Linked DNA regions of Mus musculus: regions 2 and 3 are each linked to region 1. Evidence: chromatin loops called from intact Hi-C (ENCODE). Cell type or tissue: gastrocnemius. All regions are shown on one strand. Each heading gives the region's core, and the rest is flanking DNA. Links, peaks and the distances in the headings are about the cores only. Region 1 overlaps Gm40805 (a long non-coding RNA gene). Region 2 overlaps Lrp1 (low density lipoprotein receptor-related protein 1). Region 3 overlaps Nemp1 (nuclear envelope integral membrane protein 1).

The links. Hi-C counts contacts between places; a loop is a spot of excess contacts. Peaks named below come from ENCODE experiments on the same cell type or tissue, not always from the same donor. Only the 100,000 strongest peaks of a DNase experiment are listed, where the experiment ranks them.
Region 2: it touches region 1 in a loop (6-fold over the local background); 8 of 42 quality-filtered maps call a loop at or near these places.
Region 3: a loop joins it to region 1, with 8 times the contacts of the local background. A loop is called at or near these places in 16 of 42 quality-filtered maps.

What each region holds. Positions count from the first base shown.
Region 1 is chr10:127,932,144-127,942,997 of GRCm38, reverse strand. Gm40805 (a long non-coding RNA gene) reads left to right here. Exons shown (of 5, transcript XR_872186.1): 2 at 3,695-3,920; 3 at 4,359-4,514; 4 at 6,535-6,637; 5 at 7,347-7,457. Among named protein-coding and RNA genes, the nearest start is that of Gm40804, 12 kb to the right of the region's middle. In gastrocnemius, for the core only: a CTCF peak has its summit at 5,367 (motif pointing right); a DNase peak (open chromatin) is centred at 5,361; H3K4me3 peaks cover 415 bases; H3K27ac peaks cover 381 bases.
Region 2 is chr10:127,565,304-127,576,157 of GRCm38, reverse strand. Lrp1 (low density lipoprotein receptor-related protein 1) reads left to right here. Exons shown (of 89, transcript NM_008512.2): 25 at 670-874; 26 at 1,040-1,204; 27 at 1,647-1,891; 28 at 2,055-2,186; 29 at 2,651-2,878; 30 at 3,056-3,230; 31 at 3,315-3,409; 32 at 3,592-3,741; 33 at 4,129-4,269; 34 at 4,618-4,752; 35 at 6,743-6,874; 36 at 7,125-7,259; 37 at 7,440-7,569; 38 at 7,679-7,805; 3 more. Among named protein-coding and RNA genes, the nearest start is that of Gm16217, 25 kb to the left of the region's middle. In gastrocnemius, for the core only: a CTCF peak has its summit at 6,525 (motif pointing left); a DNase peak (open chromatin) is centred at 6,509; H3K27ac peaks cover 775 bases.
Region 3 is chr10:127,689,753-127,700,606 of GRCm38, reverse strand. Nemp1 (nuclear envelope integral membrane protein 1) reads right to left here. Exons shown (of 9, transcript NM_001113211.1): 4 at 9,674-9,746; 5 at 7,546-7,639; 6 at 7,009-7,123; 7 at 5,953-6,178; 8 at 5,065-5,238; 9 at 1-4,379. The coding sequence ends at 4,214. Among named protein-coding and RNA genes, the nearest start is that of Myo1a, 10 kb to the left of the region's middle. In gastrocnemius, for the core only: a CTCF peak has its summit at 5,755 (motif pointing left); no DNase peak of the experiment used is centred there.

The DNA of each region.
Region 1 (10,854 bases), core at 2,274-7,273:
GCTCATAACACACATGCACACATGCATGCACACGCATTCTATTTAACAACTACCAGTTTCCTTCCTTCCTTCCTTCCTTCCTCCCTCCCTCCCTCCCTCCCTCCCTCCCTCCCTCCCTCCCTCCCTCCCTCTCTCCCTCCTTCTTTCCTTTTCTGTTTTTGTTTTTTCGAGACAGGGTTTCTCTGTGTAGCCCTGCATCTTGTTCTATAGACCAGGTTGACCTTGAACTTAGAGAGCCATCAGCCTCTGCCTCCTGAGTGCTGGGAGCAAAGGTGTGTGCCACCACCACCTGGCAAGCACCTGTTTCATAGCCAAACACCGAAATCTGTAATTGTGCCATATCTTTGCTGACCCTGACTTCTCATGCTTCATTCTTGGCCCTGATCTAGTCGGTTTTCTTCTTAGCTTTATACTGAAATTTGATTTATACAGTGATAATACTTGATTTTCTTAACCACAATACAGATATGATCTTATATCTCCTTTTTTATTTATCCTTTTATTTTTCTCTCTTTTTTTTCATTTTTTGTTTTATTGTATTTTTTTTTCTTTTGTGACAGGGTCCTACCATGTATCCTCCTGGCCTTGAACTTGTAACTTTTTTCATTTTATATTTTATGTGTGTGTGTGTGTGCACATGTGCATGTGTACATGTGTGATATGTGTGTGCCTATGTGTGTATGCACGTGTGTGTGCTTGCTTGCTCTTATTGTAGAGTGTTGTGTGTAGAGGTCAGAGGACAACGTGCAGGAGTCAGTTCTCTCCTTCCTTCCACCTTATGGGTTCCTGGAGATCAAACTCAGGCCCTTAGGCTTGATAGTTAATACCCTTAAGCTCAAAGGATGTGCACAGTAGGCAATCTCTCTGCCTCCAGCCTGAGTCCTGGCATAACAGGTATGTGCCACCTCACCTGGCTTAAGTTTGGATTTTGCAGACAGAAAATTACAGGAGCTACTCAAAATATTACTGGAAATACTTCTTTCAATAGGAGAGGTGACCATTCACATTTACTGTCCTCTTTGAGAGACATTTTTACCATACTTTGTTCTCCCTGTTAAATTATGTAATTTCTATCCGTCAACATTTTTTTTTTTGTTTAACACAATTATAAAATAGCCTCTTCTAGCTCATATATATTTTCCATGCTAGTATCATTTATCTTAAAAATAAACATTACTGCTTCACCATATCCATGTCAGAGCCCTTGCCTAGCATATGTGGTTCAGTCTCTAGCACAGGAAAAATATGTATATGGTGTGTGCATGAGTGCACATTATTGTATATGTGTATGTATGTGCTTGCATGCATGTATGTGTATATGTATGTATGTATATTTATTGTGTTCATGTGTGTGCACATGTGTGTATGTATGAATATATAGATGTATATATAGTGCACTTATGTGTGCACTTATGTGATATATATATATAATATATGCATATATATATATACATATACAGTGTGTGTGTGTGTACATATCTAGGTCTGTGGGTGGTGTCTGGGATTCACAGCAAGACTCTATAGGGGCAGGGGAAGAGCAAGCAAACAGAATAATTTGACTGAGGAGATGGCTTTCTCAGAGGACCAGAAATCAGTTCCTGAGCCCATGCCAGGCAGCTCACGACTGCCTGTAGTTACAGTTGTAACTGATGCCCTCATCCTCCTGGGTTACCTATAGTCACATGAGCACAGCCTCACACATCACACACATGCACACAATTAAGAAATAAAAGAAGTAAAAAATTGCTTGTTTATTGCTAGCGGGTTAATTGGGAGAATTGAAAAGATAAGAGAACAGCCCTGGGCTTTGGTGGAGGTAGAAGCTGTGGGAAGCAGCTCCAATTCTCCATCTTGAGGTTATTTGAATCTCCGTGCTTCCAAGGATACACACTCCCACCCCTCCCCCCCAGATCTCAGACCACCGAGGATAAGACACTGGCTGGAGGGTGCTGGAGCCCTAGGAGGTGGCAGCTGGCCAGGGGGGCTTCCCAGTGCAGAGAGAATGGCAACTCATAGCCAGGTCTGTTACTGGAGCCAATGCTGATACCAAAGTGGAAGGGTTTGCTCTCATGGCACCGACAGGGGTAGACTGCAAAAAGCTGTGAGGAAATTACCTCTGACTGCTGCAGGGTCTGACCAGGGAGACCTGGAAAGGCTGGGTGAGCTTTGCACAGTAGCCAAGCAAAGAAAGCATGCGCAGGCCAGAGAAAATGGCTTCGTAACCAACTTCATCCATTCCCTAACCCTAACCCTAACCCAAACCCTAAACTCTAAACCCTGACCCTGACCCTGACCCTGAGCCTAACCCTGACCCTGACCCTAACCCTGATCCTGACCCTGGCCCTGAGCCTGAGCCTGAGCCTGAGCCTGAGCCTGAGCCTGAGCCTGAGCCTGACTCTGCCTCCAGCCAATTCTCCTTCTGTTGAGCTTCCAGACTAGAGCAAAGTGATCCCTACCTCTGGGACAAGCCACAGGTTTCCACTGCACAATCAAAACCATTCTCATTCCTTTCTCATAATGAGAAGTGTTTATCAGTGGTGACAGTCACAGTCTCCCTCTCTGGAAAAGGGGTTTATAGTTGATAAAACAAACAAACAAACAAACAAACAGGCACTATCTCCAGGTCTCTGTGTACAGGGATCCGACTCATTATCCAGGTTCCAGAGGCAGATAGCGCTCCACTGGCTTCAATGGTGGTTTCATGTGATGGTGCTAGGTTTACTACATTTCTGCATATTCAGTCTAGAGACTGGATCGGTGTATCCGAAATCTGGCCCTCCTCCACAAGCATTGACTGACCTCACAGAGCTCTTTGAAGTTTGTCTGTGGTATTTAGGGACCCCAGGAAACCAACCATCCTGGTCTTTTGTTTTATACCAGTATGTGCCTGTCTGATTCGCCAGCAAAACAGATGCCACAATAGGATCCTTCTGCACACATTTATTGGGAGAGCTTGATTGCAGAGGCGAAAAGACCCCAAGCCCCAGAACTGGCGCTGCTTATATAGGCCTAGGAGAGGCATGTCTCACACCCGATTGGTTATGCTTTCAGTACCTCATTTACATGTCCACACCCGATTGGTCTATGCATCCAGTACCTCATTTACATGCCTCATTTACATATCTACACCCGATTGGTCATGCATTCAGCACCTCATTTACATACCTCGGTCCAGGCAGTGACTCGGCAAAAAAACTCTACTGCACATGCGCACATTGGTTGTTTACCCAAACTTATGGGTGATGGCCAGCGGTAGCCAGCGCCACCTTGTAATGGCATATGTGGCTTCCCACACCAGTCTGTCCAACTCTTCCTGACATTGGATGACATACTCCATCCTATGGCCTCAATCCATCTGTCCCTGCTAAACCTTGCCAGAATGCTGGTCTGCACCCTAGTGCCATGTCTTGGATCTAACGCTCGGCTCTCCCACCGATTTTACTATTCCTCTTCAAGTGAATGGTTTTCTGTTTATGCAATCTCTACTGGGTCAGCTCAGGATCAGAGCAGCAGATCCTGAGACCATCCCTCTAGTCACACAATAACAACCTTGCCCACATGCTTTCCCTGTTCCTACTTTCCACTCTGATGTTATACAAATGCTCAACTTCAACCTCTCCTGCAGCTGGGGTTTGCAGTGATTGACAGGAGGCATTAATTCTCTTTTTGAATTCTTCCTTGTGTTTTACTCCAGACAACTGGACTGTCCTACGATCCCCTGGCTCAGTGAAGTGAGGTTCTGTTCGTTATTACCGTCATATTGTCAGTGCAACCTCCTTATATTCTGCGAGGTTGCCTGCAACATCTTCCTTTCCCTTCCACTGAATGGCCACATTCCAACCTAGGAGCTTGTCCCTTAAGCTTTAATATATTCGACCTGGAAGATACCTGGATTTGGGAGAATAGACATTGTAAAGGCAGTAAGTGCTTTGCATGTGCGTGTGCATGTGTGTACGTCTGCTTTTGTCTGTCTATCTATGTCTCTCTGTATGTTCATGCTCACATGGGTATGGGTACATTAGCAAACGTGTGTGTGGAGGCCAGAGACCGATCTTGAGAGTTATCCTCAGGAACACTGTCCATCCATGTTAAGATGAGGTTCCTTTCTCTTTTGCCTGGGACTCACCAATGAGGTAGGACCGACTGGCCAGGAATCCCCCTGCCTCTGCTTTCCCAGCACTGAGATTACAAACATGTGCTACTGTGCCTAGTGCTTCTGTGTGGGTTTTGGGTTGAATTCATGTCCTTGAGTTTGTGAGGCAAGGGGCTTAATCGGTTGAGATATCTTCCTGGGCCAATGGATGCTTCTGGTTAAATTTTAGAAAATATTTTAAAAGATTTATTTAATTTTATTCTAGGTGTATGCAGGCAAACTATCCTCTCTGAGCCAAATTTGAGATTGCTGTGAGAAGGGGGTTGAGGGAAGAATCTTTAAAGGTGAAACCACAAGAAGACCTTCAATATCCATGAAAACAAGAAAAAAATTGGCCTGTCTGGCAAGTTAAGTAGTTAAGGTGACTCAAAACAATCTTTGGTATCTTTATAGAAGATTATGTATATATATAATATTAATATATAATATGTTATATGACATATAATACAGAATACATATAATATACACATACATATAATACATATAAACATATACACATAATAATATTAAATGCATGTAATACATATATACATACATAACATATAGCAACATATAACATACAATATACAATACATAATATAACACATAGCATATAACACATACATATTATATACAGTACATATAAGTATACATTTTATATTATATATTATACATTACCTATTACATACTGTATATTATTATTATATTTCATTTACTATGCATTATATATTATACATAATATGTATTATATATTACACGTGATATCATATATCATATAGCATGTTATACATGTCATATGTCATACATCATGTGCCATATATCATATATTATATAACTAGATATATCATAGCAAGTAGATAGTCACAGCTGTACATTTTTGGGTGGGGGTCACTGAGTCAGAGTTATGAGGAACTTATCTTTCAGGGATTTTCAGTCAGAGACAAAAGGCTAGTGGCTACCAAGATGGCTGCCTAGTATAAAATGGAGTTTCTTTAGCTTGCACAAACAATGCTCTACTCCTAGTCAAATATCCTTAGGGAGAGTTAAATTTAAAATAATATTTGGCCTTTGTACTTAGCTCCTCAAGGTCCATCCATGTGGTAGCATGTACCAATTCATTCTCTCTCTCTCTCTCTCTCTCTCTCTCTCTCTCTCTCTCTCTCTCTCTCTCTGTTTGCTTTTTGTTTTTGGTCCGTTTGTGTTTGTTCACGCAGTGCCTGAAGAGACCAGAAGAGGGCATCAGAGACCCTGGAATTGGAGTTGCAGACAATTTTTATTTTTTATTTTTTTATTTTTTCCTGCTATGTGGTTTCTGGGAACTGAACCCAGGTCCTCTGCAAGAGCATTGAAGGCTCCTAACTGCTGAGCCATCTCCAGCCCCTTCCTTTTAACTTTTTGAGGTCAAAGTGTTAGCAAAGGCAAGGAATTAGACTGTTCTAATTTCTGTTAATGTCACGAATTTACCCAGCTTCCATTTCCTCCAGGTCTTGGAGCTTATCCTAGGATACAATTATTTCTTTTCTGATTTGGTTCCCAGCATGATGGCGTTTTGTCCATGAAGAGCAATAAACAAAGCCAGGAAGTCACAGGGACACCCAAAACTAAGCAAATAAAAACAGTTATCAACTCCAGGGGAAACGAAACAGCTTGGAAATGATTGCATAATCCTTATGCTGTAACGCTTCATATCTCTCTGTTCAGTTTTAACCTTGATACTTTGGAAGGGGAGGAGTGGATCGCTGAAACAGATGAAGTCTCATAGTCCACAGGAAGAATCAATAGAAAATGAGACCCACATCAAAAACAAACCGCACAAATACATTGCTTGGAAATGTGGCAGTAAATTAAAATAGTGAGTTGGAAGGCGTCAAAGCATAGCCCGGTGTGGAGTGGGAAGTGGAGAGGGAAGGAAGTCGGTCTTGCTCGGGGCTGCCTCATTGTCTTTATAGAGCCACGACACATGCTTCTTGATTATGGAAACACATTCAGAGAATGTGCTAGTGGTTGTCATCCTTGTACTAAAGTCGTGGAGTGTATTATACAAACTTAGACGGTCATGACACAGTGACGTCTGAGGTGACGTCATCTTACGAACCGCGGCCTCTACGTGGTCCGCCATTGGTGGACCGCAGCACACACGCAGCAGTGTTTGCATGTCTGTGTGGCTTCATGGTGTCTGTAAAAACCACACTTCCAAACAGAATGAGAGAGAAGGGTCTCATCGTTTTCTAGAAGCAAACTTGTGCTGCAGCCCTTGAAGTCGTGGTTTGGGGAAAATGCCAGAAGTATAAAGCAGAAAAGAACAGCAAGTACCTCGCTCCCTGAAGATAATTGCTCGTAAGACTGCAGCTCAGAATGTTTCCTCCCAGTCCAGTACTTAACCCAGCTCATTTCTTTTGCAGCTCAAGATTCAATTGAACTCAATCAGCCCACGCTGGGCATTATGCCCAACTGCAGCGTTAGGTGCTCAGAACGAGACACGGTCCTGACCTTTCATTGTTACAGGTTAGATTTACCACAAAGAAGCAATAGCAACATTTGTTGATTGCCTTGAGACATCTTTGCATTAATTCTTAGAAACTACATTCATTTATTTGGGAGAATAGGGGTATCGTGGTGTGCATGTAGAGGCTTGTGGAAGTCAGATCTCTCCTTCCACCATGTGGGTTCAGGTAATTGAGTCAGATTGTCCAGCTTGGCTGCCAGTAGCAAGACTCTTTACACGATGAGCCATTTCTCCAGGCCACTTTCAATTCTTATTAACAAGCCGATATTGTATCCATTGAGCTTGCCCCGGTGACTCCAGAAGTAGTGGGAAACTCTGCCAAGGCCAGTAACATACTTTCCAAAAGAAATAGACACAGTCTAAATCAGTCATCTATTAAGTCTAATTCTTGGTATATATTTGCCACATGTGATTACAGGCCCTGACTTTGCGTGAGTTACCCTAGTCATGGCTTCAGAGTAAAGAAGGTAGAGGGCAGTGAAGTTGCCGGGTGACCACCAGATGACTGACTTCTTGCAATTTTATAATCCTAATAATAAAAGTTATAAGCTGAGCATAGTGGTACATTTCTGAGTTCCCATCACTTGGGAAAGGGATGCTGGAAGCTTGTTTGAAGTCAGACTGGGCTAAACAGAGGATCTTGTCTTTGAAGAACTGAAAAGAAGACTCAAATTATGTACGTTTTAGAGCTAATTGTTGTTTTCACAGGTAAATTCTCAGCTCCAGTGCCTGCTCGCCACCGTGTTCCCTTCCACGATGATCATGGACTCAACTCTCTGAAACCATAAGCAATTTCCCAATAAACTCTTTCTTCTGTAAGTTACCTTGGTCAAGGTGCCTCTTCAGAGCAAAAGGAATGCGCCTAAGACAGCTGGTAGGCAAACGGGCTTTAGTTGAGTTAGATCTTGGCTTTTTGAAACAGAGTTTCAATGTGTGGCCCAGGCTGGCCTTTCATTCACTCCATAGCCTAGGATATCCTCAAACTTGTGATCCTCTGCCTCTGCATTTAAAGTGCTGAAATTACATTTTATTTCCCATTTAAATGCTATTCTTTTTTTGTTTGCTTGTTTTTTTGTTTTTTGTTTGTTTGTTTGTTTGTTTTTTGAGACAGGGTTTCTCTGTGTAGCCCTGGCTGTCCCGAAACTCACTTTGTAGACCAGGCTGGCCTCAAACTCAGAAATCTGCCTGCCTCTGCCTCCCGAGTGCTGGGATTAAAGGCGTGCGCCACCACGCCCAGCTTAAATGCTATTTTTTCATTTCTTTCATCTTTGTGAACAAAAGGGTGACCCCAAGCCTGGTATCAAGACTGTGTTAGTTTGTTTTCTTTTTGTTTATTTGTTTGTTTTTTTGGTCAGCTTGACACAAGTTAGACAACAGTTGAGAAGAGGTAACCTCGCTTGAGAAAATGTCCCCGCAGGATTGGCCTGTAGGCAAGTCTGTGTGTTGGGGGGTATTTACTTGATTAATGATTGAAGTGGGAGAGCCACTGCGGGTGGTCCCCCTCCCGGACAGTCAGTCCTCCCTGGCTGTATAATAAAACACGCTGATCAAGCAAGCTTGAGTAGCAAGCCAATAAAATGTGTTCCTCCATGGCCTCTTGCTTCAGGTTTCTACCTTGAGTTCTTGTCCTGACCTCCCTTCATGACCTACTGTAAGGAATAAGATGAGATAAACCCTTTCCTCTCTGGGTGTTTTTTTTTTTTTTTCTTACAGAACGTCAACAGGGGAGTGGGGGGCTTGAGAGATGGCTCAGCAGTTAGGAGCATCGACTGCTCTTCCAGAGGTCCTGAGTTCAATTCCCAGCAACCACATGGTGGCTCGCAACCATCGTAATGGGCTCAGATGCCCTCTTCTGGTGTGTCTGAAGACAGCTATAGTGTATTCATATACATAAAATAAATAAATGATTCTTTACAAAAGAAAAGAAAAAAAGAAAAGAAAAAAAGCCAACTAGGACAAATAACCAGAAATATGCTAAATTAAAAAAGCTAGAACTACAGTTAAAAATGCCAAAACATCCTGAGTACCAGCTGGACCTGGATTGCTTATGACCCTGTCTTAAACAAAAAAAAACCAAACAGGGCGGGTGAGACGGCTTATCAGAAAAGGAACTTAAGAAGAAATATGATTCCAGGGAGTGTCCTCTGACCTCCACAGGCTTGCCATGGTGTAGATACGCTCACATATGTACACAGGAATAAGCGTATAAATAATGAACTGGAGAGATGGCTCAGTGGTTAGAGCACTTGCCACACAAACATTATGATCAGAGTTCAGATCTTGGCGTTCCCAGAATTCACAGAAATGCTGTGTGGGTGTCAAAGCCTGTGATTCAGGACTTGGAAGTTGGAAACAAGGGATCCCTGGGGCAAGATAGCAAGCTATACTAGCTGGTGTCAGCGAACTCTGATCCAAGATGTCACCCTCAGGTCTCCACAAGCCTGTCACACACACACACTACACATGAATATCGATACACCACATGGATGAATGCACACAACACGGAAAAAATGAAAATAAATAAAAACCTCTAAATTCCCATCTGCGTGAAAGCTGAACTGTAGTTAAATCTTTCCTTCCGCCAAAGTCTTCACTTAGAGAGGCCAAGCTTTTCCATCAAGGCCCCCATTGGCATACGGAAGGCCAAACAGTACGAAACCTAACCGGCAACATCCAATTCATGCCTCATCAGGGCAATATTTAAACACTGTCTTAATTTTTCTGCCGCTTTCCAATTGTATAATGGCAGCCAGTGTATAGGCCTAAGTTTTATAAAATAAATTTTTTCTTTTTGCCTTTACCCTGGAACTAGGACATTTTAAATTACAAAAATGTATTTGTAGAGTCACTGTTGGGTATTTTTGCAATTGTGAGCAATATCTCTAGATACAACAGCAAGTGATTGGGAGGCCTTATGCAAGAAGCTCCGAGGAGAGTCTGTTTGGAAAGTATCAAGATAATAAAGTCCATTCCATCAATCTTGTCAATTTAGCTACATTATTCTAACATCAGTCCTAACTTAGAGAGTTTGCAACTCTATACCTGAATTATGTTTTGATTTTACCTTAGATTACCATCTGGAAACAGTCCTTTCAAATCTACATTATCTTCCTCAATACAAAACAACTGAAGTTTGATTATGAAACTATAACTAGTCTTCAACCCTATCAGAGATCCAAGAATGAATTACATATTATCTGAATGTATAGGAAGCACAAAAACATAGCTTCCAAAACTTAACCAATTTGCAGAGACAGCTGGTACCTGGACAGTCCCCTATATTTCTTATAATGTTGGAGCAGCTGTCTTCAGCCTTCTGGCTCAGAACCATCTGACAGACCTTACATGAAGCAGGAATAATGGTTAGTATGGTTAATAAAGTCATAACAACTTTTTGGGAGTAGGGAACTCCACTGCTCAATTAGAAAACCACACAAGACAAATATCACACAAGAGAAATATCACACAAGAGAAATATCAGTAAATAAAAGAAATGTGGTTGATCCACTGACTAAGAAAATGCCAAGTAAAATAAGAAAGAATTTGCAATAACCAAGGGGCTGTTTGCTTCGTCAGCTCGAGTGTCCAGGCCTGGCAAGACCTCAAAGACCTGGCGTTCACACACTGTGGGCGGGGTTGCCCTCAGCTGCGAGTAGGGATAGCTGAGTGTCTCCAGGGGGCTGCAGCTGTGCTCCATCCTTAGCATATCCTTTGCTGTGAAAGTCTTTTGGTTTTGTAGTTGTTATTGATTTGGGACATGGTGTCATTACGCAGCCAGGCTGGCCCCAAGCTCAGGATTCTCCTTCATCCTCCCAGATGGTGAGATTACAGACATGCATGCACCATGATGCCCAGCTGCTGCTGCTGCTGCTTCTGCTTCTGCTTCTGCTTCTGCACTTGATCTTAGCCAAAAGGCCGAGAAGCGATGCTTCTGCTTCTGCTTCTGCTTCTGCTTCTGCTTCTGCTTCTGCTTCTTCTTCTTCTTCTTCTTCTTCTTCTTCTTCTTCTTCTTCTTCTTCTTCTTCTTCTTCTTCTTCTTCTTCTTCTTCTTCTTCTTCTTTTTTTCTTCTTCTTCTTCTTCTTCTTCTTCTTCTTCTTCTTCTTCTTCTTCTTCTTCTTCTTCTTCTTTTCTTCTTCTTCTTCTTCTTCTTCTTCTTCTTCTTCTTCTTCTTCTTCTTCTTCTTCTTCTTCTTCTTCTTCTTCTTCTTCTCCTCCT
Region 2 (10,854 bases), core at 3,743-8,742, 370 kb after region 1:
GCTTAGAAGGAAAATGCCATGTAGGGATGGACCACCTCTGTCTCGGGGTAGCCTGAGCTACACAGGCTCAGTATTAAGCATCTATTGCGCTGGATACAGCAGTGATCAAGACAGATAGTTTTAAGTTGTGTGTCAGGGAGGGTCCCTGAGCAGAGGCAAGCAAGAGACATGTTTTAATAGAGGAGTTTGTGTTGTTTATTATAAAAGAAACTTGGAAACATCTCAAATGTCCGTCCTCAGGAGAATAGTTACGTAAACTGAGCTGTCGTCACATGACAGTTTCTAAAATAATAAGACACACGGACACATTAGTGTAGAGTGTCTTCAGGACATTCAATGGGTAGTTTCTAGCACGTTCCATCATCCTTATAGTATGTCCAAACATGTTCCCAGAAGCTTCCATCAGCCCTGACCTCCTTGCCCAGGTTACCCCACCTCAGAACAGTACATACTCAAAGTGGCTGACCTCACCCCCTCCTCCAAGAGCCCCCTTTCCCACCTACCTCCCAGGAGGAAAGAGGCCTGGGAGAGGAGAGTGGGAGCCAGGCCCTTCAGCTCTCTGGGCAGAGGTGTCAGGGTGAAGGTGGATCATTGAGGGACCCTGAGATCCATGCCTTCGCCAAGCCCCGGCCCAGGAGTCTCTAACCACCTGCAACCTTCTCTTCCTAGCCCTGACCAGCTTTGAGGTGGTGATTCAGTATGGCTTGGCCACACCAGAGGGCCTGGCTGTAGATTGGATTGCAGGCAACATCTACTGGGTGGAGAGCAACCTGGACCAGATCGAAGTGGCCAAGCTGGACGGAACCCTCCGAACCACTCTGCTGGCGGGTGACATTGAGCACCCGAGGGCCATCGCTCTGGACCCTCGGGATGGGTAAGGACTCTGCCCCACCCCCACCCCCTACCCACCCCCGCTCCGTAGCTCTGTGTTCAGCCTGGCCAGGGACACCTGTCTTCTTGGTACTGTTGACTCCCCCAGCTTATCTGTTGTGTGACCACCCCATCTTTGGCCCTCCTCCCTTCCTCCCTCCCTCCCTAGGATTCTGTTTTGGACAGACTGGGATGCCAGCCTGCCACGAATCGAGGCTGCGTCCATGAGTGGGGCTGGCCGCCGAACCATCCACCGGGAGACAGGCTCTGGGGGCTGGCCCAACGGGCTCACCGTGGATTACCTGGAGAAGCGCATCCTCTGGATTGATGCTAGGTCAGCAGCATCCGGGCAGGGGAGGGACAGGACCAGCATGAAGAAAGATGAAGCCAAGAGGAGGATGGGGGGAGGGGAACTGACAGATGAGAAGGAGCAGGGTTGTAACCTGCAGTCATCCATCTACCCTCCGCTCTTCTCATACCCCGTGTCCTCTGCTGAGGGCTCTGCCTGCCCAGGGCAAAGAGAAGGTGCCTTTTCCTAACTCACCCTGGAGCTCCAAACGCCAACTGTAGCCCTGGGAAGGAAATCTAGAAGATTCCCTTGGGGAGGGCATAAGGCTAGGATCCCAACCCATGCAACCTTGCTTTCTCTCTTCAGTCCCAGGCAGGACTTGGGAAGGGGAGTTCCCTGGTGTGTTGAGTTGTGAGGATGAGGGAAGGTGGGCACCTGGCAGGGCACCTTGCTGAGACCCCCACTGACCCCTCCATTACACCCTCAGGTCAGATGCCATCTATTCAGCCCGGTATGACGGCTCCGGCCACATGGAGGTGCTTCGGGGACACGAGTTCCTGTCACACCCATTTGCCGTGACACTGTACGGTGGGGAGGTGTACTGGACCGACTGGCGAACAAATACACTGGCTAAGGCCAACAAGTGGACTGGCCACAACGTCACCGTGGTACAGAGGACCAACACCCAGCCCTTCGACCTGCAGGTGTATCACCCTTCCCGGCAGCCCATGGGTAAGGGGCCTTCAGGCGACTGAAGAGGAGCCACCAGCCCTTGGATGGGCGTGGGGGAGGTGCTGGGATAATGGGGTGTGAGGAGGGGATGAGACCTGGGTGAGAAGGGCCAGGGAGGGATCAACACATCCCAGGATGCTCTTGCTTCCTCTCTCTGGGCCAGCTCCAAACCCATGTGAGGCCAATGGCGGCCGGGGCCCCTGTTCCCATCTGTGCCTCATCAACTACAACCGGACCGTCTCCTGCGCCTGTCCCCACCTCATGAAGCTGCACAAGGACAACACCACCTGCTATGGTAGGAAGCCATCTCCTCCTCTAACAGTTACGGGTAAACTGAGGCTGAAGGAGAGGTCCCTGCTGTTAAGCAAAGGAATGACTGGAAGGAGGGGCTCTGAAAACTTGCTAGCGCTGGAGGAAAGAGCCACAACTGCCAAGATCTGACACAGTCTCTTCACAGTTCTCAACCTGTGGGTCTCGACCCCTTTGGGGGTATCAAGTGACCCTTTCACAGGGGTCACATACCAGATATCTTACTATTCATAAGTATAGCAAAACTACAGTTATGAAGTAGCAATGAAAATAATTTTATGGCTGGAGGCTACAGCATGAGGAAGGGTCACAGCGTTAGGAAGGCTGAGGACCATCATCGTAGCAAAAGGCCAACAGCACGCAGGGGGATTCAGGGGAGACACCTAACCTAGGTAGGTGAGAAACTTGAAGGCGAGGGACTGCCTTCAATGACTTTCCTGCGTCCCACAGAGTTTAAGAAGTTCCTGCTGTACGCACGTCAGATGGAGATCCGGGGCGTGGACCTGGATGCCCCGTACTACAATTATATCATCTCCTTCACGGTGCCTGATATCGACAATGTCACGGTGCTGGACTATGATGCCCGAGAGCAGCGAGTTTACTGGTCTGATGTGCGGACTCAAGCCATCAAAAGGGCATTTATCAACGGCACTGGCGTGGAGACCGTTGTCTCTGCAGGTTCTGGCCCTGCCCTCCACCCCAAGGCTCATACCAGTCACATCCCCTGTGGTCCTGATACTCCTTCTCCAAATCTTATCTCTAGCCTACTTCTTGACCCTCACTCCCCAGGTAGCACACTCTCCTCAGCCTATACCCTGCAAATACCAACCACGGACTCCCTATTTGTGCCCCCAGACTTGCCCAACGCCCACGGGCTGGCTGTGGACTGGGTCTCCCGAAATCTGTTTTGGACAAGTTACGACACCAACAAGAAGCAGATTAACGTGGCCCGGCTGGACGGCTCCTTCAAGAATGCGGTGGTGCAGGGCCTGGAGCAGCCCCACGGCCTGGTCGTCCACCCGCTTCGTGGGTCAGTCTGCAGCCCAGGGTTGGGGAGCACCTGTGTGAGGAGGGGAGGGGAGGACCCTTACCCAATTCTTGGTTCCTTTCCCAGCAAGCTCTACTGGACTGATGGGGACAACATCAGCATGGCCAACATGGATGGGAGCAACCACACTCTGCTCTTCAGTGGCCAGAAGGGCCCTGTGGGTATGCACTTGCCCTTCTTGCTCCTGCAGGCATCTAGCTCCATTAGGAGATGCTCCTAGTGTCTCTCTGGTGCCTTAGGCCTCTTCCAGCTTCCAGCTTGGTGCCTACTCTCACTATACCTTGTCCCAGAGCCACAAGGTTCAGGGAGGGCTCCATGGCTCTGACACCCACTCTTCTTCCAGGGTTGGCCATTGACTTCCCTGAGAGCAAACTCTACTGGATCAGCTCTGGGAACCACACAATCAACCGTTGCAATCTGGATGGGAGCGAGCTGGAGGTCATCGACACCATGCGGAGCCAGCTGGGCAAGGCCACTGCCCTGGCCATCATGGGTGAGGGCTCGGGTGGAAGGAGGGATGGAAGGAGAGCAGGCTAGGCACAGCTGAACAGGTGATGGGGGAGATCCTGAAGGCCACTTTCCACCCCCTGCAAGCCTAATGACTTCTGCAAGAGAGCTGGGGGGGCTAGAGAGATGGCTCAGTGGTTGAGAGCACTGACTGCTCTTCCAGAGGTCCTGAGTTCAATTCCCAGCAACCACATGGTGGCTCACAACCATCTGCAATTAGATCCGATGACCTCTTCTGGAGTGTCTGAAGACAGCAACAGTGTACTTACATATAATAAATAAATCTTAATTTAAAAAAAAAATCTATATTTAAAAGAAAAAGAGGACTAGGAAAGAGCCTTCCCAAGAGTCTTATTCCCTCCTGTTGCCCCAGGGGACAAGCTGTGGTGGGCAGATCAGGTGTCAGAGAAGATGGGCACGTGCAACAAAGCCGATGGCTCTGGGTCCGTGGTGCTGCGGAACAGTACCACGTTGGTTATGCACATGAAGGTGTATGACGAGAGCATCCAGCTAGGTATGCAGTGGGCGCACAATGTGGTGTGTGGAGGGGGTCTGCGGCGGGAGGGATGAGGGGTGGCAGAGAGACTGCAGGGCTGTGACCATGAGCAGCCTCCAGAACGGGGGGGGGGGGTGGTGAGGGCATAGAGGGAGGGCTTTTTACCTTACCCCCACTCGTGTGAAATGTAGACTCAGTCTGGCCAGAAGGTCCAGGGATCTAAGAAGACATGAGACCTAAGAATTGGGTTGGGTGTGACCCTGACAGGTCCAGGGTGAATCCAGTGACTGTTGTCCTCTCTGAGCAGCCCAAGCCTGTCCCCCACCAAGGCTCACCCTTTCTTTTCACTCCTGTGTCCTCCCGCAGAGCATGAGGGCACCAACCCCTGCAGTGTCAACAACGGAGACTGTTCCCAGCTCTGCCTGCCAACATCAGAGACGACTCGCTCCTGTATGTGTACAGCCGGTTACAGCCTCCGGAGCGGACAGCAGGCCTGTGAGGGTCAGTTCCCGGCATTTCCTCTCTGTCCAGCCTTGACCCCTTCTACCCTATTGCTACATTATGCGTTTGAGAAAGATGGTGTTCATCGTGTGTTACCAGGAGGCTTCTGGGCTAAATGCTTATCCAGTGCCCCTTTCTGGGTACTGCGGACAAAAGCTGGAGCCAGAAAGTGGGGCCAGCATAGTGAGAAGCCGGACCACAAAGCGCTAGTGACTGTTCAGGACCTGCAGTAGGTTTTGGTGAGATAGACACCGGCGGCTGACAGAGGCAGGCCAGCTTGGCAGAAGAGGCGTGCCCTGTGCTGTGCCCTGGGTTTATAGAGTGGGTAGAATCTGATGCTTGGTACCTTGAAGAGAGAAGTTGGTGGTACAATAGGGTGTGCTTAACATGCCCTGAGCCCTGACTTAAATCCCAGCTATGTGTGCACGCCTTGGAGACAGACACTCATGCTACATAAGAGGCAAGAAATAGGGCTGGTGAGATGGCTCAGTAGGTAAGAGCACCCGACTGCTCTTCCGAAGGTCCGGAGTTCAAATCCCAGCAACCACATGGTGGCTCACAACCATCTGTAACAAGATCTGACGCACTCTTCTGGAGTGTCTGAAGACAGCTGCAGTGTACTTACATATAATAAATAAATAAATCAAAAAAAAAAAAAAAAAAAAAAAAAAGAGGCAAGAAATATAGCTGAGAAGTCAAGTTCCAGGGCCGCTGAGCCCTGTCGAGGGCAGCGTGGGAAGACTGTGATAAGGCTTTGAGCTAGGGTGGGGACCTGCGGGTTCTCAGCCAGGAGTGCCTAGAAAGTGGTGTTTGGAGATTAACCCAGGGGCAGAAGGCTTGCAGAATGGAGGAGGGAGGAACCAAGGCAGTCAGACCAGTTAGGAGAGTATTAGGAGTGTGTGCGTGAGGAGGCAGGCCCGAGGCCTGGCTACTCAACTGGCTTGCAAGGAAGGGATGAGACATGGAGGCACTTCACAAGAGCCTGCTGGTTTACAAGCTTGCCCTTGGACAGCACTTTTCCCCAAAGTGCTCTGCCAGAAACCTCCTGCTTTGATGTGGGTGGGTGTTACAGAAAGGAACCCTGGGCCGAGCAACATGTAAACATTGTGTTTTTACTGTTTGGCTCCTCAGAACCCTGAGTACACTGAGCATATTTTGGGAGACTTTTAGTGTCTGCACGTGGTGGTGGTGGTGGTGGTGGTCGTCTCTTCTTCTTCTTCTTCTTCTTCTTCTTCTTCTTCTTCTTCTTCTTCTTCTTCTTCTTCTTCTTCTTCTTCTTCTTTTTCTCCTTCTCCTTCTCCTTCTCCTTTCTCCTTCTCCTTCTTCTTCTCCTCCTCCCCCCTCCTCCTCTTCCTCTTTTTCCTCTTCTTCCTCCTCCTCTTCCTCCTCTTCTTTCACAGAGTTTAAGCAACCAAGGCTTAATGGAGGGATTCACTGGGGCACACATTGTATTCAAGGGATGGGAGTCAGGGAGGATTCTGGGATGCATAGAGAGCAGTGCCTTCTCAAAAACAGGAAAACTGGAAAGAAGACTGACCCAGGGGCAAGCAGGATGTTGAGAACTTTATGTTGGGAAAGGATTTGGAACTGAGCAGAGGCAGGGCAATGAGAAAGTTAAGGTCAGACCAAGTGCCAAACTGGGAATCTAGATTTTGGAGTCTTGCTGCTCTGGTTGTCTGCTGCGACCTCCCCTGAGGCCCTTGGAAGGAAGACTGGGGCAGGGTGCTGAGAAAGAAATGTAAGTCTCTTTCTGCCCTCTTGTGGTGAATAGTGGTTCTGCAGGTGGTCTCCCAGAGCTGGGGCTCTCAGAAGCCAGTTAGGTTGCCATCTCCTGTCCAAGGTCCGGGCCTCACACATGGTGTGAGCGTTTAGAGGTTCAGGAGATGGGTAGAAGAAACTGCCAAAGGGGAAGCTGAGAAAAGCAGTTTGAGGGTGACAGGAACCTAGCTTTGTCAGCAAGGCTCATGCTTAAAGTGTTTTTGTGTTGCAGGTGTGGGCTCTTTTCTCCTGTACTCTGTACATGAGGGAATTCGGGGGATTCCACTAGATCCCAATGACAAGTCGGATGCCCTGGTCCCAGTGTCCGGAACTTCACTGGCTGTCGGAATCGACTTCCATGCCGGTGAGCTATTGTCCCGGGGATTAGTCAGCATGCCCCAGTAGTTTATGGGAGTGACACATTAAAGTCCTAGAAGGGCTGCCTGTACTGACTGTAGCAGCTGCCTCACTCCTTCCTGCTGCCTCCCCACTTCCAAGAAAGCACCCGGCACCCACAGCCCCCATTCGGTGCTATCCTGACCCTCCTCGTGATTTGACCCTTTGCCTTGCCTCTGCATTGAGGGGCATTCTCATGTCTGCCCCTCTGCTTCCAGAAAATGACACTATTTATTGGGTGGATATGGGCCTAAGCACCATCAGCAGGGCCAAGCGTGACCAGACATGGCGAGAGGATGTGGTGACCAACGGTATTGGCCGTGTGGAGGGCATCGCGGTGGACTGGATCGCAGGTGAAATGAATGGTAGAAGGAAAATAGGCTTTGGGGGAAAGGCACAGGCCATGGGGACGTAAAGTCTGAAGGTATGGGCAGAAGCCAATGGGAGCTACAGGGAAGATTTGGATGGAAGGGGACCAGGTACAAGGCTCCCTACCAATCTCCCTGAACCCCACCGACTGACTCCCTCCTCAGGCAACATATACTGGACGGACCAGGGCTTCGATGTCATCGAGGTTGCCCGGCTCAATGGCTCTTTTCGTTATGTGGTCATTTCCCAGGGTCTGGACAAGCCTCGGGCCATCACTGTCCACCCAGAGAAGGGGTAAGGAGCTAGGCAAGCTGGCTTAGATCTCTTGACCACAGTATAGTCTGACAAGGCCCAGCTTCTAAGTGGGATGGACTCTCACCCCCACTTCCATCCCTACCCACAGGTACTTGTTCTGGACCGAGTGGGGTCATTACCCACGTATTGAGCGGTCTCGCCTTGATGGCACAGAGAGAGTGGTGTTGGTTAATGTCAGCATCAGCTGGCCCAATGGCATCTCAGTAGACTATCAGGTACGGATACACCCTGGAGCTGATGAAGGCGATAACCCTAGTTCTGAGCCTTTCCCTATCAGTTTCCCTGTGGTAACCATCAGGGTTAGACGTGGACCAGGGAGGGTGGTGGCAGCCTTTAACCCATTTGTCACCGAGAATAGTAATCTGCCCTAAGACGATGGAGGGTGGTCATGCTGAAGTAGAGTATGAGAAAGCTGGGTGTGGTAGCATATGCTTAACACTCAAGAGGCTGAGACAGGAGGATTACTTCAAGTTTGAGGCCATCTTGGACTATTCAGTAAGATCTTACCTCAAAAATTTAAGATAAATACATAGATAGATAGATACATAGATACATAGATTGATAGATAGATAGATAGATAGATAGATAGATAGATAGATAGATAGATAGATACATGATAGATACATAATAGATATATGGTAGATGTATAAATAGGTAGATGATAGATTGATAGATGACAAATAGATAGGTGATAGATAAATAGATACATATATAGATGCATAGATGATAGATAGATAGATAGATAGATAGATAGATAGATAGATAGATTTTAGATAATAAACATAGGTGTAGGTAAATAGATATATACATAGATACATAGAGATACATAGATATACATAGATACATAGATAAGAAGCTAACATGATATTTGCCTAACATGCTTGGTCCTGGGACTAGTCTCTAATGCTGCAAATGAGGGCAGTAACAATAAATAAATTAAAAAGTATAGAGTGAGGGTGTGTGGTCCACACAGTAAGTGTGGTTACACATGGAGCCGATCCCTACTGGAAAGCAGGAGTTAGCCCCAAGGTGAGCTGGGTACATCTGTCCACAGGGCGGCAAGCTCTACTGGTGTGATGCTCGGATGGACAAGATCGAGCGCATCGACCTGGAAACGGGCGAGAACCGGGAGGTGGTCCTGTCCAGCAATAACATGGATATGTTCTCCGTGTCCGTGTTTGAGGACTTCATCTACTGGAGTGACAGGTGAGGGGGGCTGGGTCCTGCTTCTCCCATGGGTTTCTCCTTTCTGGCTTTTTAGTGACATACCCTACACACGGCTTTCCCTTCTCCAGAACTCACGCCAATGGCTCCATCAAGCGCGGCTGCAAAGACAATGCTACAGACTCCGTGCCTCTGAGGACAGGCATTGGTGTTCAGCTTAAAGACATCAAGGTCTTCAACAGGGACAGGCAGAAGGGTAAGGCTGGGCTCTGGGCCAGGCCAGAAAGGTGAACAAGGACAGCTGAACCTTGGAGGAAGAGGGACAAGGCAGGAAATCAGTCAGAGCCTCCAGGGCACTTTCCAGTGATTCACAAGAGCTGGGGGCAGGGAGTTAGGACTGAGCGGGATAGATCAAGATATTAGATACCATAGCTAAGCAGGGATCAGCTGAAATTTCCAACTGATCCGAGGACAGAGAGACCAAAGAGCCTCTCTTTATGCTATACACCATACTACCTTCTGATGCTCTACCTTCCGATGTTCTACCCTCCGATGCTCTCTGCCCCCAGGTACCAATGTGTGCGCGGTAGCCAACGGCGGGTGCCAGCAGCTCTGCTTGTATCGGGGTGGCGGACAGCGAGCCTGTGCCTGTGCCCACGGGATGCTGGCAGAAGACGGGGCCTCATGCCGAGAGTACGCTGGCTACCTGCTCTACTCAGAGCGGACCATCCTCAAGAGCATCCACCTGTCGGATGAGCGTAACCTCAACGCACCGGTGCAGCCCTTTGAAGACCCCGAGCACATGAAAAATGTCATCGCCCTGGCCTTTGACTACCGAGCAGGCACCTCCCCGGGGACCCCTAACCGCATCTTCTTCAGTGACATCCACTTTGGGAACATCCAGCAGATCAATGACGATGGCTCGGGCAGGACCACCATCGTGGAAAGTAAGCCAAGCCCGAGTCCTCCCAATAAACAGTGGGGCGATGGGGGACTGTCAGTGTGTGGACACACAGGCACCAACCAAACCCACATGCTGGGTGGGCCCCAAGGCAGGGTTTCCCATATCAGAAATACATTATAATTCATAACAACAGCAGCAAAATTACAGTTAGGAAGTAGCAACGGGAAAAATGTACAGTTAGGGTCACCACAGCGCGAGGAACTAACTGTATTAGAGGATTGAGGCACCAGGAAGGTTGAGGACCACTGACCTACGGGGCTGGCAGGATCCACTGCCATTGTGGTAACCTGCACATTGTCCTTTACATGGAGCCAGAAGGAGGCCTCTTCCTTCCTTGCACTGATTTCATTCCACACCAAGATATGCAAGCACAGGCAGCAGACACGGGCCCAGGTGCAACTCTCCCTGAGTGGGAGTCAGCAGATCCAGCGAGCTTCTTACCCTGAACTCAGGAGTCAGGGTCTCAGGGGTGTGCACATGAAAGCTGAGCCTGGCAGCCAGTGGCCCTGCCAGAGCTGTGAAAGCCACAGAGCTGTCACCAGAAAGAGTCTCAGCACTCAGCACTGCCTTTTACCACTTCAGGTTTTCCCTTTGCTGCTGCTGTTGCTGCTGCCGCTGCTGCCGCTTCCTCCTCCTCCTCCTCCTCCTCCTCCTCCCTCCTTCCTTCCTCCTCCTCTTCCTCCTTCTCCTCCTCCTCCTCCACCTCCTCCCTCCTTCCTTCTTCCTCCTCCTCCCTCCTTCCTTCCTCCTCCTCTTCTTCTTCTCCTCTTTCTTCTCCTTCTCCTCCTTGTTCTTCTTCTCCTCCTCCTCCTTTCTCCCTCTTGTTTTTCTTCTCCTCTTCCTCCTTCTCCTCCTCCTCCTCCACCTCCTCCCTCCTTCCTTCTTCCTCCTCCTCCCTCCTTCCTTCCTCCTCCTCTTCTTCTTCTCCTCTTTCTTCTCCTTCTCCTCCTTGTTCTTCTTCTCCTCCTCCTCCTTTCTCCCTCTTGTTTTTCTTCTCCTCCTCCTCATCTTCCTCTTCCTCCTCCTCCTCCTCCTCTCTCCAGCCCCACTTCTTCCCGGAGCGGAAGGCTTAAGATTTATTTATTTTATGTATATGAGTACAATGTCACTCTCTTCAGACACACCAAAAGAGGGCA
Region 3 (10,854 bases), core at 3,042-8,041, 240 kb after region 1:
GGAGGCTGAGACATGGCTATTGTGAGTTGTAGGCAAGCCTGGGTAATAAATAAATTGAATTCCAGGACAGCCTGGGCTACAGAGTGGTGCCCTATCTAAACAATACCTTGGGGAGATAAGAGCATGTCAAAGAAAAATGACACATGGAAGACACTTGTGGCCCAAAGCCCCATGTCTGAGTCTATGTGACCACTTCTGTCCCCGCTGAGGTTAAAGGGTATCCATATGCTTTGCTTATTCCCAGTGGGTTCTAGGGCCTGCCATGTATGGGTCCCCATTGTTGACAATGTCCAACTCAAGTGGTCCCCTTGCTTCAGCCTTCCAAGTTCAGGCGGACACTAATTACCATGCCTGACTTCCAAACCTCCTTTTCGAGGTAGTCACCATCTGGTCTCCAACAGCAACAGAATCCATAATCGAGTCACGAAGATGCCACTGGGTTAGCTCTGGGTTAGCTCAACTGCCTACGTTCCCCCAAAGAAATACTCTCTGCTATAAGACTACAAGCACAAACATTTAGACACACTTGTAAAGTGCAAGGCTACTCTGTGTGCTTCTCCCTTGGTTTCAGTGCCTGCCTAAGGGGAGAGCTCCGTACACCTGCCCCTGTCCTCTCAGCATGCAAATGCAGGCACCCATCTTGGACCCGAGTCCATGGGAATACTAGAAGGCATTATTTTCCTGTCTGCACACTTCAACTTGTACCACTCAGTCCACAAGAGCTGTGGGCACAGCTAAGGTCCATTTTAACTCTGGGATCCATCTCAGCATACCTTTCAACAATTATGTAACCCGTCCAAATTCTTCACGGGTATCAAGGCCTGGGGGAATTCTCTGGCCTATTTGGGTCCTTTTATTCACCAAACCTCAATCACCCAAGTAGGGTAGGCTAAAGAGAACACAACTGATTCACAGAGGGCTATGCCCTTGAATGGGCGGTCATATGGTAAAATGGAACAGTGGGACCCAAAGAGCCATCTCAGACAAAACCACCCTCTGCTGAGAAAACAAGAATGTGGGTGGGGAACTGGCTCTTTCTCATTTCAAGGTAACCAAGTTATCAAAGTTGCTAAACTTTTCCTGGCTTTGATCAGTATGTTCTCATAAGGAAAGGAAAACTGTAAAGTTGTATGCCGGCTGCCTCTTATGTTCCCATTAACGGGAGTCATGTTTTATGAACTCAGGTCAGACCCATTAGAAGCAATGCATTTCCAATACCATCAAGACCCCCACTCCTGGAACCAGCTTCTGGATCGATGATTGCTGGCACACAGCGCTCATGGCTCCAGTGTCCAGCTCACTCCACTTCTCCCTCGGTCCTTGATGAGCTCATTCTGAGGGATGAGACTGAGCTGACTCAAGCAGTGTCTGGGCACGCAGAGGCTCAGAAGCATCCAGCGGAGCCACCCAGGCAGGCAGGCAGGCAGGCAGGCCAAGGATACACAGCATACAAAAGAGGCACCGTCTGTCCTTCACTGTCTGAAGCAGCTCTCTCAGCATTCACTTCTCCAACTACCAGGCAGGGGTAAGAAAATGAGCTTGCTTTGCTCGCCCCAAATTCAAATACAGTTTTAAAAAAAATGGCCTTGAAAAGAAATCTGTCTTTCACAGTGAGTCAACCCACAGAAGAGCAAAGTCACTTACAGTGAATTCTCATTAAAATAAGAAGTCAAGAGCCTCCTCCCCTTTAGCAAGCTACCATCCGTAAGGAGTGATTTGGGGAAACAGGCATGAGGGTCTCCCAAGACCTACAAAAATTGTATAACTGAGTTTACAGTAAAATATACTAGGTATAAATTTCTGAAGGCTTTTGTTGTTAGTGGTGGGCTTTGTTTGGGGGGTGGCCAGCCTGCACCCCCAGGACAAGCACTTACTGCCTCTGAGGTGCATTCCCACCTCTTCAGGATCTTCAAGTTCTTTGAAAAGAGACAAATTTTACTGTATTTATAATTCACAAAGACAAAAAGGTTCCGTTACAAAGTTTCTTATACCCTGCAGCTCTAACCACAGCTCAGATACTGCTCATTTTTCTGTCACCTTCTACCAAGTGAGGTAGTTGTCACTTTAGGACAATTTAAGGCTATGGGGAACATTGGTTGAAATAACTAACTGGCCACCTGGAGAGGTGTCTCAGCTGACATTTTGGATGCTAGCAGTAAAGCCCAGGGTCTTCCAAAATTACATGTTAAAAGCGGGTCTGAAGAAGCCCTAAGAGCTTCCTGAAAATACCACCTTCCTCCTCGATGATCCTAAGACAATGAGTCTGATGCTGTATTCCTGAGTGAGCACCGACCTCCCTGGCTGAAGGAATTACACACATTACACACTTCCTCCAGTGCAGTGGTGAAGATCACAATGAAAGAACCAAGCAAACGGCAGAAACTTGAGAGTCTGTCCCTCGTAAATGATCCTGCCAGCTTCTAAGAGATCTGCAAAGGCAAGGGATTCGGAAGCTAACATCACTGCAGAGGCAGCGTCTCTACAGAAATGGAACTGTAAGTAAGTAGAGTAAACTCAGGGGATGTAGCTGATGCTAACAGCTGAATGGGCACCAGAGGCAGGCAGTACACCTGAAGGTCTGTTCTCTGCCGTGGAAAAGCGTGGCAGTTACAAAACTAAAATTGCATAGAAAGAAACTTAACAGATGGTTGTTTAGGGCTTATAAATGATAAGATCTGGGAGCATGCTGGTGGTTAGGAAGGCTGAATGAATAGAATGAGTACATAAAAAGAAGACAAGGAACAAGGAGATAAGGTTGATTTTGTTGTGGCGATAGCGACCCAATCAGGGCCTTGCATGCTGAACCAGTAAGCATTCTACCACTGAGCTATATGCCCAGCCCTGGAACAGTTTCCTGACTATAGTAACTCAGAAGGTATGTGATCTGACTAGGGGGGAGAAGGGTGTAAATAAGACTTCTCTGCCTAGCCATAATGTAGGAATCAAGGTAAGGGGAACATTTATATATAAGAAACAAGAAATTTGACATGCCAGCCAGTGGTAACATACTTTGGCAGAGGCAGAGGCAGAGGCAGAGGCAGAGGCAGAGGCAGAGGCATCTCTGTGAGTTCCAGGCCAATGTGCTCTCTAGAGCAAGTTCTACGACAGCAAGGGCTATGCAGAGAAAATGTGTCTCGAAAACCAAAACAGAAGAAAAAAAGAAGCTTGGTATACCAGCACAGGCTTAAAATTCTAGCAGTGTAAAGGCGAAGGTGAAAGGATCAACCTGAGGTACAGCAGCAGGCCCCAACCCAGAAGGAAAAGTCAAAACAGAAATACCAGATGCTCAGGGACTCTCAAGTCTGAGGTACACAGTAGGAGATATGGAAGAACCTCAGTGTTAGGAAGAAGGCAGCGGCAAATGAGACAAATTCTCAACTGTGCACACTCTACAGGAAAGGGGACACACCATTCCTGAGTGGGAAAAGTCAATGGTGAGAAACGGCAAGAAAAAAAGCCAATATCAAATATAATAAAAAGCTTAGGAAACCAAACCTACAGAAGGGCAGCAGACGTTCTCCTAAATGCAAGCAAACTAAAAATCAGACTGTGAGCATTCAAGGCTCAACAGCAGCAGCTCCAGGGGTTTCACAGGTAATAAATATCTGGGGTCAGTAGGGTTTGTACTCTGGAGCACTTATTGGGTAAAGAACATGACTTTCTTGCACTTAAAAAAATATATTTGTTTAAAAAACAAGATAGGTAACAATCTATTTTTTCTTCAATATTTAAATCATTCAGGATTATTATAAGGATCCAGTGAAATAGAGCAGACAGAAGTAAAAAATGGCTCAGACTTATAGATTCTCTTTAAAAGATGCAGCCTCCATTTGAATGCATTACTGCACTTAATACTCATTTTTAAGGGTCTGTCACAGTGACAGAGTTGCCAGAACTCAGCAAACTTTTAAACAGGAGCTAGACTGTTGTGGGCAAACAATGACTTCAGGAACCGCAAAGTGGGCCAAGTGCTCAAATGTCAGAAGCGAGCTGCCGCAGCCCTCAGTGCCTCCGCCACTCTTTCCTCGAAGAGGACCAGCCTGAGGTACACACCAAAAGTACTGCCAGAGGGTAACCCACTCAGCCCCTCATTCCAGCAGAACTCCTGCACCCGCTCCAGGCTCTTATAAAAGCCTGGGAGAATCACACAGCACTTACAATGTGGCCACACCAAGGTACCATGCCAGTCTATATGAAAACAACAGACTGCTATTTAAGTCAAGAAATTGTTCTGTGTGAAAGTGGGGTACTCTGAGCCCTCCTCTTCTGAGGACAGCTCCTCATCCTGGGTAAAGATGCTCCCTAATCCATACTCCTGTTCGTGAACAGAAACTTCATTTGGCGTGAGGTGGAAAGAACCTTCCACAAAGTCAGCAAATCTGCAAAAGAGAGGGATGTTTGTGAGGAAGCGCACGTCTGTCCTTCCTGAACGGCTTTCAAAATAAGAACAGACTAAAAGGCTCAGTGTGCCTGTAGTTCAAATTATACCGAATTTAACAAAGTCCTGCCCTTGCTTCGGCAGATGCATAGACTGAAGCAAGAACTAGGCACGAGGCAAGGCTGGGATCCCAGGCCAACATGCTGGGCACTCTCGTCCTGCTTGGCACTAACTACGCTGTCCTTGTCCTGGGTAGTTACGAAGTGCTAAGGTTCCCTGAGTCACCATAGACCTGATAAGAAGAGACTGAGCATTACAGTTCTCTGCACTTATGGCCCTATAAACTTTATGCTATCATGATTCCAAACTGAAACTTCACATACTCTTTGGTACAACTGCTCCCAACCAAAGGGGGGTGGGGGTGGGGGTGGGGACTCAGACATTAACGTCAAACACACAAGGGCCACACTTAAATACGGTACTGAAGTCTTCACAAGTTAGTGATATAACCCCAACAGTGAGGTAGCTGCCTGGGGAAACAAGAAATAGATTACTACTTTCTCTTGACTACTGCTCCTAGGTGAGCAATAATCAAAGGGCAAAATACAACACTGTTATCTGGAAGCATCATCTGTCAGACTTGAGGTCATTAACTACCCAGAAATACCTGGCTTATCAGAGTTTACCTTTTTGGAGACTGAATTCGAGATATGGTCTTCCAGGCAGAGCACTCCGGACTGTTACAAAATTCTCGGAGTTCCTGTAAAGCCTTTTGGGTCTCCACCTCTCCTTGTATCCGATACTCTTCTTCTGTCAGGAGGCGAGGGGGGACAGGCTTTCCTGATGCCTTACACATCCTTCTGTGCTCACCAAAATAACACCATGAGTCATTAATCAGTATCCACACCATCCTTATGTCCACTTGTCCCAGGAGACAACCACACTAAGATAAGACTCAGCATCGACAGTCATCACCCAGCTTTCTTCCACACACACCCTTCATTACAGTGTACTATCGTGCCAAACATGAGTGAAAAGCCAGAGTAGTCAAACTCACTTATTTTCAAATAAATGACAAATAATTTATTTTCCAATAAGTGGGAAAACAACAAAATGATGTTATAATGTTGTGGTTTGTGACCTCAGGTCCTCACTCTGAAGGTACTGTTTTGATTACCTGCAATGGAGCAGCCATGGCCATTTCAGAATCCAGGGCCACTCCATATTGACTTTTCCAAGAATACCATGCTATGAATTACATCTCAAATAAAATTAAGGTTTTAGAGCAACTTGACAGTCAGCGTGACATGATCTGAAACCTGAACTTGAGGCCTATGTACAAACCAAACACTGATATAATTTGCACCACCTAGTGGTAGCAGGAACACATGACACTTTACTGGTTGCTTTTATTATAAAAAAAGAAAAAAAGTATTATCTCAACAGAGAAAGGAACAAGGGTGGGAGCAGGTGACATCCCACTTACAGAGGTTCCCAAGGAAAAACTAAGCATCCTTTCGCTGCAAGTGCATCCCATACCCCACATGTCAACAGTCACCCTGCCTGCTAGTCACCTGTAGGTGCTGCACAGCCAGTGGATAGGGTATTCCAGGTTCTTAGTGCACAGTGCAATGACGATGAGAGCAAAGGCAACGTGCGGGATCTGGATACTGGAATACATGAGTCCCAGGCCCAGCAGCTGCAGCGTCCAGGTCAGCAGGTTAATGCTTCGTTCATTTTCCAGGGGCCCATATTTGTAGCACACTGCAAAACTCATGAATCCAACTGTGAGGATGTAGCCTGTGAGAAGAGGCATCATAAGACACTGGGTGGAGAACAGCACAAGCTCACCAGATGCATCTACTGGACCAGAAAATTAGACACATCTGCACTCAATTATTCACTTATTTTGAATTCTCGGAAAATATATTTTCCTCACCGTTCTTCATGTACATACATGTATCACTCACTGTTCTTCATGTACGCATATGTATTATTCTTATCCTTTTATCACAAATTTATTTACTCAAGTAACAAGGGGTTGAAGAGGTGGCTCATAGGTTAAGAGTGCTCAGTGCTCTTGAGAGGACCCACATTCATTCCCAGCATGCACTTGAGCATCTCATGACTACCTGTAACTCCAGCTCCGTGGATGATGCTACAGGCATTGCAGTCAAGTGCACACTCCCTCACACATAGAATTAAAAACTAAATCTTTGGTGGTGGTGGTTGGTGTTTTTTGAGACTGTTTCTTTGTGTAGCCCTGGCTGTCCTCAAACTCACAGAAATCCACCCATCATTGTCTCTCAAGTGCTGGAATGGTATGTACTACCACATTTGGGGGAGGGGGAGGGAGGAGGGGAGGGGAGGGGAGGGGAGGGGAGAGAGGGGAGAGAGGGGAGAGAGGGGAGAGGGGAGGGGAGGAGAGGAGAGGGGAGGGGAGAGAGGGGAGAGAGGGGAGAGAGGGGAGAGGGGAGGGGAGGAGAGGAGAGGAGAGAATATAATTTCTACAAGTTAATCAAATGCTATTAGCTACTGACTCCCTGTCAGCAAGGAGCATCTTCTCACAATCAAATCAACCAAGCAGCCTATAAACACGCACACAGGAAAGCTACACCAACAACACTTACTTAGAAGATAATGCCAGTAACTCCTCCATATCTCCTGTAAATTCTTAAAAACTAGCTGAATGAGGTACAGAGAGAAGGACCAGCCTCCTACCAGGATGACGTAAATGGGGCTTCTCTAGACAAAGCAGAGATGAAGGCAAAAGTTACAAGGCTTTTACATAAGAAGCAAAGGGACAGTTTTTTCTTTCAACTCAACCTACTCAAAATGCATAAAAACTTATCTCTTAAAAAGATGTGCTTTATACCTAAAAAGGTACAGTCTGCAAGGAACACCAAGATGATGAGATGCTAAACAACTGAAAAGCTAAACAAAGTGGCTTTCAGTTCCCACTGAGACATGATTTCAATAGAATTTGTATGTAATCAGGCTTCAGATATACCTTGCAAGTGCTTTTCAGAATTAAAGAACAGGACAGTCACTGACTCATCAGCCATCAACAACGCAAATGTTCCGTGCTCTAAAGACTACTCCAAAAGACAACCCAACCCTCCAGCTACCCAAGGTCACCCTCAACACTTAGGGATCTCACTACTTACCTTGGGCATAAACTTAGAGATCATAAAAATGACGATTAAGAGAGAGGCCACGATTCCCACACTCATCCCAGTGGAATAGTAGAAAATTTGACTCCTGCAAAGAAAATATTTTACTTGACTATGTAATGCCATAGGCCACACAACACACTGGTGAAATCACAAGTGCCCTAGCTAAAGTTTCAAGATTAGAGGAGATGCTGCCTGGTACTGAAGACTACAGAAATGTAGACTGACACAGCAGTTGATAGATTACAAAGGTCAGTCAGTGTCGATGAGGTCCTCTTTAAATCTCACACCTTTATCCATCTCTGTCCAAATCCACTGTCTGCTATAGACTCAGGGTATAGAAAATCAAGTTGAAACTGGACTCAAAATTCCTTCCTGTTAGGCAGCCTTCACAGAGCCAGCATGGGCTCCGCAGGATGCCAAAGGAGAGCTCTAGCACGTCTTACTCATGGACCCCATGTGCAGGATACTGACACACAGAAGAGCACACTTGCAGTAGTACAGTGAAGGCTGTTTTAGGAGTAACCAGCCACGCTAGGGCTGGATTTGATGCCCTTTCCACAGGAGAGAATTCTAATCTGCTGCTATTGACACCATCAAAAGCCCATGGCTGGGGAGTTTGTGGACCCACGTGGGAGAGCTGTTGCAGCACTTTTGCTAAATGGAACCAATGTGCCATCAAATCACCTTCTCTGGGATTCTTGTGCAGTGGTCAGTGATGACTGCAGAGATTCACGACTGGTCAAAAGTACCAAGAATAAATGACTTTTGAATGTCCAGCCAGAAATGGGGTATATGCATCATCCCCTCCAAGGCTCAGGGGTTCAAAAATGAAGGACTGAAAGGAGGAGGAAGCACGGTGTGAAGCCAGGCCTGACATACATGGGAAGGGTGGTGTGAACCATCACCCTTGTAGAAGCTCCAAGTCATCCACCACCTATGGCTTTTACAATCTCACCTCCTTCTCTACATAGATCCCTGAGCCTTGCCAGGGGGGTTCGATTCAGACAGCCCACCTAGGGATGACTGTTCTGTGTGGGTCTCTGTGTGAACTACCGTGTGCTTCAAGAAGCTTCTCTGTTGGGCACATAAACCACACTCCAGGGCAGGTTCACGCCGGAGTAGCTGGCCAATACAAAATGGATTTGGGGGAGGGGGCTGTTTGTTGGTTTTCTGTTTGTTTGTTTTGTTGTTGTTGTTCTTTGGGGGTTTTTTGTTATGTTGTTGGTGTTTACTCTCACTAGGAGTCATTTTACTGCTACAGTTTTTTTTAGCAGAGTTGAAGTAGGTTTCCCCATAGGACCTAGGACTTCACTGTCTCAGGTTCTTGACTGCTTCTGCAGTGTCAAGTAAGCATCTCCTCCCAGGGAGTGGCCTTTGTTAGTGCATGCCGCTTTTACCTATCATAGCTAGCACATTTCTAGAAGGAGGAAATGGACAAGAATTGATGCTTGATTCCTTGTATGTAAACAGCATGAAACTCATCAAGTGTACTTTGGTAGCAATTTCACTATATAAATATCTACAATAATATTACTGCTAACTTGAGTCAACTTTATAGTCCTAGGTAACTCATTAATACAATGGTGGAGCTGCCTAGTGAGAAAATGCATTAACCAACAATCCTATTCAAATCAGAGGGGAAAGTCATTTTATTTTTAATACATTCAAGCAGAGCCAGAGAGGTGGCTGAGCTGTTTTGAGTGCTTGTTGCTCTTCCAGAGGATCTGAGTTCTGTCCCAAGCACCCATGTTGGACAACTCACAACTCCTTAACTCAAGGCCCAGGGGGTCCAACGCCCTCTACTGGCCTCTGCAGGCAGCACATGCACAGGGACACACACACAGATCATACATAAACTTAAAAAACAGCTGGATATGATGGCATACACCTTTAATGCCATCACCTGGGAGGCAGAGGCAGATGGAGTTTGTAGCCAGTTTGGCCTACAGTACATTGAGACTCTGTCTCAAGCAAACAAACAAAATGACAAATATTTATTTATATTGTCCAAAATAATAAAAAATCTTAAAAATACCCCAGCAGGCCAACATGGATCCTGAGCAGAGAACAGCAGCACTTACAATTCCTATAACAAGAGTTCTGTCGAGTCTATACCTACCTGCTCAACAAGTCTCCACAAAAAAACAGTGTCAGTCCGAGGAGGAAAACAAGGAAGAGTTTGGGGTCAAATCCTGAAACAAATAAAACATTTGCTTAATAAAAGAATACATTAAAGGTATTATAAAAGATGACATTGTTGTTACTGGTCAACTATAAAGTAAAGCAAATAGCTCAACTAAATGGCAGCGTAGATATACCACACAAATCCTGGTACCCTTCAAAGAAAAACCATTAACAGGTTTCTGTCTAGTCTGTGCTTGCCCTATTTTGGCTTCTTCTACTGAGGATTTAGCTGCACACTATGCCATCACCACCTTATGCTGTGGCTCAGAAGGGGTCCCTGCCATTTGTGTCAGAGCCTTCAATCACTTGCAGGCAGGGACCTGAAACATGGACCTTGTGTCCTCCACATAGCATTTTACTTGTTCAACCATACCTACTTTGCTTCACTATAAAGCACTGTGCTGAAAAAAGTCTACCTGCTAAACATATAGCACTCGGGACCTGGAGGCCCAAGCAGACCCCTGGCGAGCCCTTAGTAGCTCGCCAGAGTATCCCATGGCTTTCATATTCAAATCCAAGTACAAGGAAGGCCTAGAAATGGACAGGAGGACACACCAAAGAGAGTCCCGCTCTCCATAGCCACAGAGCCAGCTACAGCACAGCTCGCTGGAGGGCACAATCTCTCTGCAGCAAAGCCTGCAGCCATGAGCCCTGAGTAGAAACGAAGGGGAAACCAAGTCAGGATTTGATGGGATCCACCTCCTCTAAAGCATTCTCAGTTGGCCTCAGATAAGAAAAAAAGTCCCCCAGGTCCAGTAAATAAGGCTTAGAGTGGTCTCAATCTTTTTTTTTTTTTTTATTTTACTTTTTTTGTTTTGTTTTGTTTTGTTTTGTTTTGTTTTGTTTTTTGTTTGTTTATTTGTTTGTTTTTTCGAGACAGGGTTTCTCTGTGTAGCCCTGGCTGTTCTGGAACACTCTGTAGACCAGGCTGGCCTCGAACTCAGAAATCCTCCTGCCTCTGCCTCCCAAGTGCTGGGATTAAAGGCATGCGCCATCATGCCTGGCGGTCTCAATCTTTAATTATGATTCTACAAGCACTATTTTACAAGCTACCAATTTTATACTGTTTAGCTTTCCTGTCTTCAAACACAGGCCTGCATGGAGTAGTGCAACTAC